Linked DNA regions of Mus musculus: regions 1 and 3 are each linked to region 2. The links are chromatin contacts, found by POLR2A ChIA-PET in ENCODE. All regions are on one chromosome and are shown on one strand. The core of a region is the stretch at or near the end of the contact, and the rest is flanking DNA. Distances in the headings are between cores, read along the strand shown. Region 1 holds the start of Dtx2 (deltex 2, E3 ubiquitin ligase). Region 2 holds the start of Hspb1 (heat shock protein 1). Region 3 holds the start of Mdh2 (malate dehydrogenase 2, NAD (mitochondrial)).

Region 1 (2,968 bases), core at 112-2,611, 110 kb before region 2:
GGGAGCAGAAGCTAGGGACAGTCTTTCTCAGCCCACTCAATTAAACCCTTTCTCAGAAAAGTCTGCGTGAGGACTTCAGAAACCGGTCCCACGGATGGTCCATGAAGGAAATCAACACACCAGAGAGGATAAAAATTTGACCAAAGTCACACAGAAAATAAGCAAAGAGACTTGACACCTTGACCAACTGAAGTCAATCCTGATTCTCGTGGCTACTGGGAACTCTACATCACAGAACTGTTACTTTTGGGTTGTTGGGGGTTTTTTTGTTTTGTTTTGTTTTAAGCAGGGGCCACAGTATATAGCTTAGGGCTGGACTGGAACTCCTGAGTCTCCAGCTTCTGCCTCACAAGTGCTGAAATTACAGTCATAAATCACCACACCTGGCTAGCACTCTTTTGGGGAGTGAGAGGGATGTAATATAGTATCTTGTGATGAAGCACAGGCAAGCTTTAGCTACCCGCAAACCTTTGTCTCCCAAATACTGGGATTATAAATGTGCAACACATTGCTGGGCTCTCTAGAATTTTAAAGGGGCTAAGACGGCACGGAGAAAAGAGAGTTCATTAAAGGTCTTGCCTGTGAACACATTCCCATTCATGCCACTGTGGAGGCAAAGCTAACGCGGGCAACCCTGCAGCTGTGTGAGGGATAGGATGAAAAGCGGAGCTTCAAAACAGAGACACCCCAAAGTGCCCCAGAGACCCAGTCTGACACAGACCGAGAATGGAAAGGCAAACGCCTCCAAAGTCCAACTCTCTCAGACAGTGGTGGATCCCTATCGCCTGGATGTAACGCCCCCACACACACACAAACGCTCCAGGACTGAAACTGACCCCTCAGGGAGCCAGGGTAGCAATAGCCTCACTGCTCTTCCAGGTCCTGTAGGACTCAAACTGCCAGGGATGCGACCCCTGTCTCTGCAAAAAATAGGGCTCTTACCACACCCAGCCCAGTCCCCAACGCTCAGAGCGTCCCAACTGCGACTTCCCGCCTCCAGGACCCTGGTACCGAGGTGCCCAGGGCTCCCAACGCCCCCAGGACTCACCCATCCCGCCGGCACGGCCCTCCCTCCTCGCACGACCGCCCCCTTCCGGTCTCAGCTTGGCTCAATAGCCCCCTCTCCTCAACCCACCCACCCACCCTCGGGACCCCAGGCTGGGCGCCAGCAGGTGGCCCGCCCGTCCCGCTCACCGAGTCTGAGGGAAGCAGAAGGAACAGGTTGAGAGGACCGCCGACCTCCGGGCTCAGCTCCGGCTCGGCCTGGGAAGAACCCTCGAGTATGTCTCCGACTCCGAGCCGGAGGCAGCCGGAGTGAAACTCGGCGTCGCAGCCTCCAAGCACCGCGCTGCGCATGTCCACCTCACGCAGTGCCTTCTGGGAAATGTAGTTCTGATGAAGCTGAGTGGGCTGAACCAAAGCACACCAGCAGATATAAATGTACCCAGCCTTCTCTTTCTCCTACTGACTTACTCCCTCGCTAATCACTGATGCATTTGATTTTTAATAATTTTTATATTTCTTTTTATTATGTGTGTATATTCTGGAGGGGGGTGTACTTACAGAGGTCAAAGAACAACTTTAGGAGTCCGTTCTCCGTGTCCACCTTCACGTGGGTTCCACGGATCGAACTCAAGGTGTCAGGCTTGTCAGCAAATGCCTTTACCCTCTGAGCCCTATCGCCAACCCTGATTTTTCCTTTTGTGGTGTTGAGGATCAAAGTTAATGCAAGCACAGTAGACAAGTGTTCTACTACTAATTAATCCCCAGCTATAAGAGTCCACTTGTAGGGGTGGAAGGGGTCCAGGATCTCATGTACCTCGGAGTGGCTTTGAATTTGTGATGTAAGCCTAGGCTGCTCTTAAACTCTTGAACCTCCTGCCTCTGCTTCCTAATTGCTGAGCTTACAAGCACAGTCTTTAAAAACATAGATTTAAAATTTTTAAATAAGAAAAGAATCTATTAAAAAATGTTAAGCCGGGCGTGGTGGCGCATGCCTTTAATCCCAGCACTCAGGAGGCAGAGGCAGGCAGATTTCTGAGTTCGAGGCCAGCCTGGTCTACAAAGTGAGTTCCAGGACAGCCAGGGCTACACAGAGAAACCCTGTCTCGAAAAACAAACAAACAAACAAAAAACAAAAAACAAAAAAAAAAGTTAAACCTTGGCTTAAGTTGGCCTGGCTCAGTGGTAGAGCACTTATCTATCGAGTAGGCAGAAGACCCTGGATTTGCAAAAGAAGTCCTTAAAATTCCACTTCACAGAGCCTGTTCCATTCCCAGAACCTGCTCCCGGCTCACCAAGCAGAAAAGATGAACACAGCTAGAGAAGTCAAGGAGGCCTGGCCTCAGCAGTGTCACTGAGGAGCAGGGGTGCTTGCTACTGTTTTGCTTGGAAAGGCAGAATTGTGTTGCTTCCTGCCTCTGCTAATTGGTCTCCATCTGACACTGCAGAGGGACAGTCTGATAAGACACAGCTGCTTTGCTCATTATTTCTGATGAATGGATGGCACCTGGCATTTCCTAGTGCCGATGGTAGCCACCAAGGACCCACGTATAATCTATACAGCCAGAAAGATCTTAATGACTTCACAGCCCAAAGAAAACGTGTCTGTCCCCAAAAGCTCTACATAAGTCCCTCCTAGTGGAAGTAGGGGGATTTTTTGTTTATTTGTTTTGGAGACAGGGTGTCTTAGCACCTGGCTTCAGAGATGGCCTGCAACTACTAATCCCCCTGTCTCACCTTCTGAGATTGCAGGTGTGTACTGTTGTTCCCAGCTATAGAGGAGGACCAGGCAGGGGGAGCGGGGGGGGGGGGGGGGGGGGTTACCCAGGGCTTCCTGCACACTAAGCAAGCTCTCTGCTGACTCAGGCATATCCCCAGCCCTCCTAGCCTTAAATGGACTCCTGTCTGCTGATTTCCATTTTGCATCCATGAACTTACAAATAAGGACTCCTATTTTTTATTATTC
Region 2 (3,101 bases), core at 268-2,767:
GGCTTCTACTTGGCTCCAGACTGTTCAGACTTCCCAGCTTCTGGGCCCCCAATTTGGGCGCGGGCCTCGAAAGTAACCGGAATGGTGATCTCCGCTGACTGCGTGACTGCTTTGGGCAACGGAGCCTCCACGGTAAGTGTGCCCTCAGGGGATAGGGAAGAGGACACTAGGGTGGGGTCCACACCTGGAGGGAGCCTGGACACACAGAAAATCAGGGCAAGGGTTACACATCCCTCCTGACCCGGGGCTCTTCGCCCTCCGCCCTGGGTCCGCTCCCCCTCCCCCCCACCTCCCCGCCCTCCATGCAAGGAATCAGAACTCACGTGTATTTCCGGGTGAAGCACCGAGAGATGTAGCCATGTTCGTCCTGCCTTTCTTCGTGCTTGCCTGTGGGTGGGGACAGAAGGTCAGAAGCAGCCCTCTGCTGTCCTAGCTAAGGAGTGGCTGGGACCCCCCAGGGAGGCAAACAAACCCGAGTGCGGCGGGGTGCCTGACTGTCTGGAATCTTAAAACTTTCCAGAAACTTCCCTTCTGAGATTTGGGATGCGAAGGGCTTGGCTCTGACCCAGACTTGGATACCAGGGTAGGTATACTCAAAGCCTCTGCGGCTGGGTCTAGGGACCCTGATCCTGCCGCTTGCTTATTTGGGAATGAGGTCTTCCAGAAGGTGTGTTGGGTCTTCCTTCATTTTGTTTCTGTGCTGCGGGTGGAACGCAAAGCCTCAAGGCCTCCCGGCAGGCCAGGCGAAGCTCTACCCTGAGCTACATCCCCAGCTGTTGGTCCATATCATCGAAGATGACAGAGCTTTTAAGAGCAACCTGCACCCCGCGTTCCGGGGCAAGAGAAGCAGGCAAAGGAGAATGATGCGGGCTCCGGGTCCCTAGGTTCATTTCTAACTTCTCAGGGTTCTATTCCTCAGGGTTTCAGCCCCCACCCTCAGCCCCCCAGCCACCACTCTCGCCTCGGCAGCTTCGTCCCCTCTGGGCACAAGGGAAACTCACCAGTGATCTCCACCACGCCTTCCTTGGTCTTCACTGTGAGCTCCTCCGGAGCGAAGTGGTTGACGTCCAGGGACACGCGCCAGCGATCAGCCGTCTGTCGGATCTCCGAGACCCCGCTGCTGAGCTGTCGGTTGAGCGCTCGGCTGAAGGCTGGTGCGGCCAGGGTCACCGCCGCGGGGCCCTCGGCGGTCGCGGCGGGCAGCGGGCGCACGTATCCGGGCCACCCAGCGGCGCTGAACCACTGCGACCACTCATCGGGCAACCGGGGCACCCCGAAAGCTTGATCGAAGAGGCGGCTGTGTGCAGGGTACCAGTCCCGGAATGGTTCCCAGCTCGGGCTCCGCAGCAGCGAGAAGGGCACGCGGCGCTCGGTCATGTTCTTGGCTGGTCAAGGCTGAGGATCTAGAAGCACTGGGCTGAGGATCCGAGAAGTGCCGGACTGGAGCCCCAGCGTGCTTTTATGTGTGCCCAGCCGGGTATTTTTAGCAGGCGGTGCTTCAGGTCTCTATTAATGGCAATGACCGTCTCAGGGGCCGCCCCTCGCCGCCCCTCCCCTCTGCATTCCTCCCCCTAAGCTTGCAAAGGGGGCGGGCAGGCGGGGCCAGGAAGGTTCTGCCCCCATCTGGAAACTTCTCTTGTTGAAGAAAACAAATGACGGCGTAATACCGGTAGCTGGAGCGATTCCCACTGTCGGGTTTAGGACACTGCTGGCTGAAGGGCGGTGGCCTGGGGCCAGCCCCATTTTTTATTGAGAATAACCAGGAGAGGTTAGGTCTTTTGTGTCGCAACTGGGAAGCAACTGAACCTGGTCTGAACCAGAAGGAGGCCCGTGGGAACACACATGTCATGGCACACCTGTGGAGGTCTCATGACACCGGCAAGATAGCTGTCTTCTATAGTGTATCTCCTGGGGAGCAAAGGCTTCGTGGCAGGCGCCTTAGTGTTCACTGAGTATCTTTCTGACCCAGAAACTGACTTTCTTTCTTCTTTCTCTCTTTCTCTCTCCTCTCTCCTCTCTCTCTCTCTCTCTCTCTCTCTCTCTCTCTCTCTCTGAAGTAGGATTTTTCTTTTTTTATTTTGATGCTTTTTTTTTGTTTTGTTTTGCTTTGCTTTTTTTTTTTTTTTTTTTTTTTTTTTTCTGAAGACAATGTTTCTCTGCATAGCCCTGGTTGTCCTGGAACTCACTTTGTAGACCAGGCTGGCCTCGAATTCAGAAACCCGCCTGCCTCTGCCTCCCAAGTGCTGGGATTAAAGGTGTGCATCACCACCGCTGGGCTATTTGATGCTTTTTTTTTTTTTTTTTTTTTTGGTTTTTCGAGACAGGGTTTCTCTGTATAGCCCTGGCTGTCCTGGAATTCACTTTGTAGACCAGGCTGGCCTCGAACTCAGAAATCCACCTGCCCGTGCCTCCGGAGTGCTGGGATTAAAGGCGTGCCCCACCACACCCGGCCGCTTTTTTTTTTTATTATATATATATATATATATATATATATATATATATATATATATATAATGTGTATCAGTGTTTTGCCTACATGAATGTCTGTGTGAGAGTGTTAGATCTTGAGTTACAGAGAGTATCAGAAATTGGAATGCCAGGTGGGTGCTAGAATTTGAACCTGGATACTTGTACTGGCTGGTTTAGTGTCAAATTGATACAAGCTGGAGTTATCACAGAGAAAGGAGCCTCCTTTGAGGAAATACCTCCATGAGATCCAGCTATAAGGCATTTTCTCAATTAGAGATCGGGGGGGGGGGGGCATTGTGGGTGGAGCCATTCTTGGGCTGGTAGTCTTGGTTCTATAAGAGAGCAAGCTGGGCCAGGTGGTGGTGGTGCACGACTTTAATCCCAGCACTTGGGAGGCAGAGGCAGGTGGGTTTCTGAGTTCGAGGCCAGCCTGGTCTACAGAGTGAGTTCCAGGACAGCCAGGGCTATACAGAGAAACACTGTCTAGAAAAGACCCCCCCCCAAAAAAAAAGAGAGAGAGAGAAAGAGAGCGAGAGAACAAGCTGAGCAAGCCAGGGGAAGCAAGCCAGTGAGAAACATCCCTCCATGGCCTCTGCATCAGCTCCTGCTTTCTGACCTGCTTAATTCCAGTC
Region 3 (2,700 bases), core at 133-2,632, 110 kb after region 2:
TGGTAAGAAATGTAGACTTCCCTGGAATGATCAGTTCTCCTCCGGAGCATGGTAATTGTTTCTCAAGCCTTGGTTGTATCAATTTTGCTAGAGATTTGTAAAAAATACTGACCCTGCCCTCTTGACACGATCCTGGGTCTCCTTTACTGATTCCGACATGCACTAGTTAAAGAGGCCCTGGCCCAGGAGAAGATTGACTATAAATAGCTTAGCTGTAACTGTCCTAGGCCAAGTCTACCCAAAGCAAGGATGATCCTCCAAGAATAATTCAAAAGAGATCCAGTGGAGGAGATGGTTCAGTGGGTAAGTGCATAAGGACCTGAGTTCAAAGCCCGGTTCCCCTGCCTGGCAGGTTCATCAAAGGCCTTCTCACTCTCATAAATAAATAAATAAATAAATAAATAAAGTCTACAACAGGGGTTCTTAAGCTTCCTAATGCTGCAACCCTTTAATACAGTTCCTCATGTTGAGGTGAACCCTTCAACCATAAAATTACTTTTAAAAATAAAATTGCTACTTCGTAACTGAAATTCTGTTACGGTTATGAGTCGTAATGTAAACATTTGCTACGGGACCCCTGTGAAAGGGTCATTCGATCCCAAGGTTGAGAACCGCTCGCTGGTCTAGTGTGTGATGGCCAAGACACCGATGTCCTTCTCTGGCCTCTGTACAATCATGTGCACATGACACCACACACACTCTGAAAAACGATGCTTGATGCACATCTTTAATGCCGGTACTGAGGCAGAGACTGGACTCCGTGAGTTCGAGGCCAGCCTGGTCCACATAAACGGACATAAAGCAAGCAATCCCTGGGCGGGAAGGCCACTGACTGTGCTAATTTCAATCGAATCTCCCAAACTACTGTGACCCTGATCCGTTCTCCACCCTCGGAGCCCCCGGCACTACGAAGTTAACGTCCGCGTTATTTCTCTCCTGGTGCCTCACATCCATGGAGGCTTCAAGGAGAAAATCAGTTAAGTCGAAGCAATGCAAAGTTGCATATAATGCAACTCGCATCCGGACCGCGAGCCTCGGCTTCTGCACCTACGTGGAGCGCAGACTATGGAGGAAACCTGGACTGACTCTGTCCCCCTTCCATGTTGGTCGGGATGTGAGCCGGGCGGCCCAGACGTCCAGAGTGAGCCTTGGATGGTTAAGAAACGCCGAGCTCCGGGGACGCGTGTGCCGCCCCCGGAGTTCCTTCCTAGGCAGGCAGCCCCTTGTACCTGGGCCGAAGTGCTGAAGCTGCGGCGGAGAGCGGCGCCGGCAGGACGGGCGAGAGCGGACAGCATGGCTAGGGCGGGCGGGACACGGAGCTACTGGCAGGAGCTACAAGAAGACGAGTGACTCCAACGACCTCCACTCTGCGCAGTGGCCGCCCGGTCCAGAGCCACCTGATCTCGCGAGAGAAGCGCAAGAAGCTTGAGCCAAATCTCGCGAGACAGGCTCGGCCGTGTGGTTCCTTGTCTAGCACGCCCTAGACCCGGCGAGCGAGGCCTGACGTCACGATTCTCTCCGGCTCCAAAGAAGTCATCTCTGGGCTCCGGCCACTTCCGAGATCTCGCGAGAGAGGCCCGGCTTCACTTTATCAGGCCGTTCCTTCCCCCGCCTCCTACCCCGCCCCTTGCCCCGCCCCTCCCCACCGTTAGCTTTGCCCACTTCCGGGACCTAGCGCTAGGACAGACGGTCACCAGGATTAGGCGGAATCTTGGGACCGCCCCTAGCAACCCGGTACTAGAAGGACTCTTGGAGCGCTCGCCCGGAGGACAGGCTCTAGGTTAGAAGTACCCGTTATCCCAGGTGGGGCTCCGGTCGGACGTCCTGCCGGGGAGCCTGACAGAAGTCGCGCAGCAGGTCAGGCGGCCCCGGAGCTCCTGACCTCAGCCAGGCCCAACTTTCCTGCCCCCTGGAAGAGGCCGGCTGGGGTCCCGGGGCGTCCCGGGGCGGGGTGGGCAGCATCTCCCCACCTGTTTCCTCCAGAGCCGCCCTTCCGACAAGTTACACAGAGCCTTGTTGAGGTTCCAGGCTTCTCACACAACCCGCTCGGAGGAGCGAGTACTCGCGTTGTCATGGCACCAGGCGATGTGCAGGACCGCGATCCTAGGTCTGGGACGGAGGAAGAAACGTTTGGTGACCGTGCCTCAGGCTTTGGGCTTGTCTCTACCCCTCAAACTCTCCAGCAGTGCAGGGAGCACGGTTCTGCAACTCTTCTTCTTGCTTTTCCTGCTCCCCCCTTCTTTTCCTTCCTTTCTTACTAAAATCCGCACAACACACGATTAAAAAAATAATAACTATTCTAAAGTTCAGGATCAGAGCTGGAGGGATGACTCTGGTTAAGAGCACTTGCTGCTCTTGCAGAGCTTCGATCCTGAGACGCTAGCAGGTGGCCCACAACCCCCTGAAACTCTAGCTTCAGGCATAGCCATTGCCGCAGGCATTCGTGTGCAGGTACCCACGGAGACACAGAAATAAACATTTAAAATGATAAAAATGTAAAAGTAAGGACCCATACACATACAGACGTGCACATATATGCACCTACATACATTCGAACGCATGCTACACACATAAAAAATATTCCGGAGGCTGCAGCAGAAGGATTGATGTGAGTTTGAGGCCAACATGAAACTCTGTTAAAAAAAAAACCAAAAAACAAAATAACAACCATGCAAACAAAAAGTTGGGGAGGGGGTTAGA

What was found. ChIA-PET counts read pairs that join two places held with the same protein, here RNA polymerase II (POLR2A).
Region 1: POLR2A ChIA-PET joins it to region 2 with 15 read pairs in Patski. The contact joins the promoter of Dtx2 here to the promoter of Hspb1 in region 2. POLR2A ChIA-PET finds 5 or more read pairs at or near these places in 3 of 5 experiments (Patski and embryonic stem cell).
Region 3: POLR2A ChIA-PET joins it to region 2 with 26 read pairs in Patski. The contact joins the promoter of Mdh2 here to the promoter of Hspb1 in region 2. POLR2A ChIA-PET finds 5 or more read pairs at or near these places in 4 of 5 experiments (Patski and embryonic stem cell).

The regions. Positions count from the first base shown.
Region 1 is chr5:135,993,193-135,996,160 of GRCm38, reverse strand. Dtx2 (deltex 2, E3 ubiquitin ligase) reads right to left here and starts at 1,361. Exons shown (of 11, transcript NM_001256096.1): 1 at 1,195-1,361.
Region 2 is chr5:135,886,335-135,889,435 of GRCm38, reverse strand. Hspb1 (heat shock protein 1) reads right to left here and starts at 1,517. Exons shown (of 3, transcript NM_013560.2): 1 at 1,002-1,517; 2 at 324-387; 3 at 1-195. The coding sequence starts at 1,377. The coding sequence ends at 6.
Region 3 is chr5:135,777,331-135,780,030 of GRCm38, reverse strand. Mdh2 (malate dehydrogenase 2, NAD (mitochondrial)) reads right to left here and starts at 1,382. Exons shown (of 9, transcript NM_008617.2): 1 at 1,230-1,382. The coding sequence starts at 1,295. Styxl1 (serine/threonine/tyrosine interacting-like 1) reads left to right here and starts at 1,646. Exons shown (of 9, transcript NM_029659.4): 1 at 1,646-1,780. It overlaps Gm30205 (a long non-coding RNA gene), which reads right to left. Exons shown (of 5, transcript XR_003955810.1): 5 at 2,047-2,109.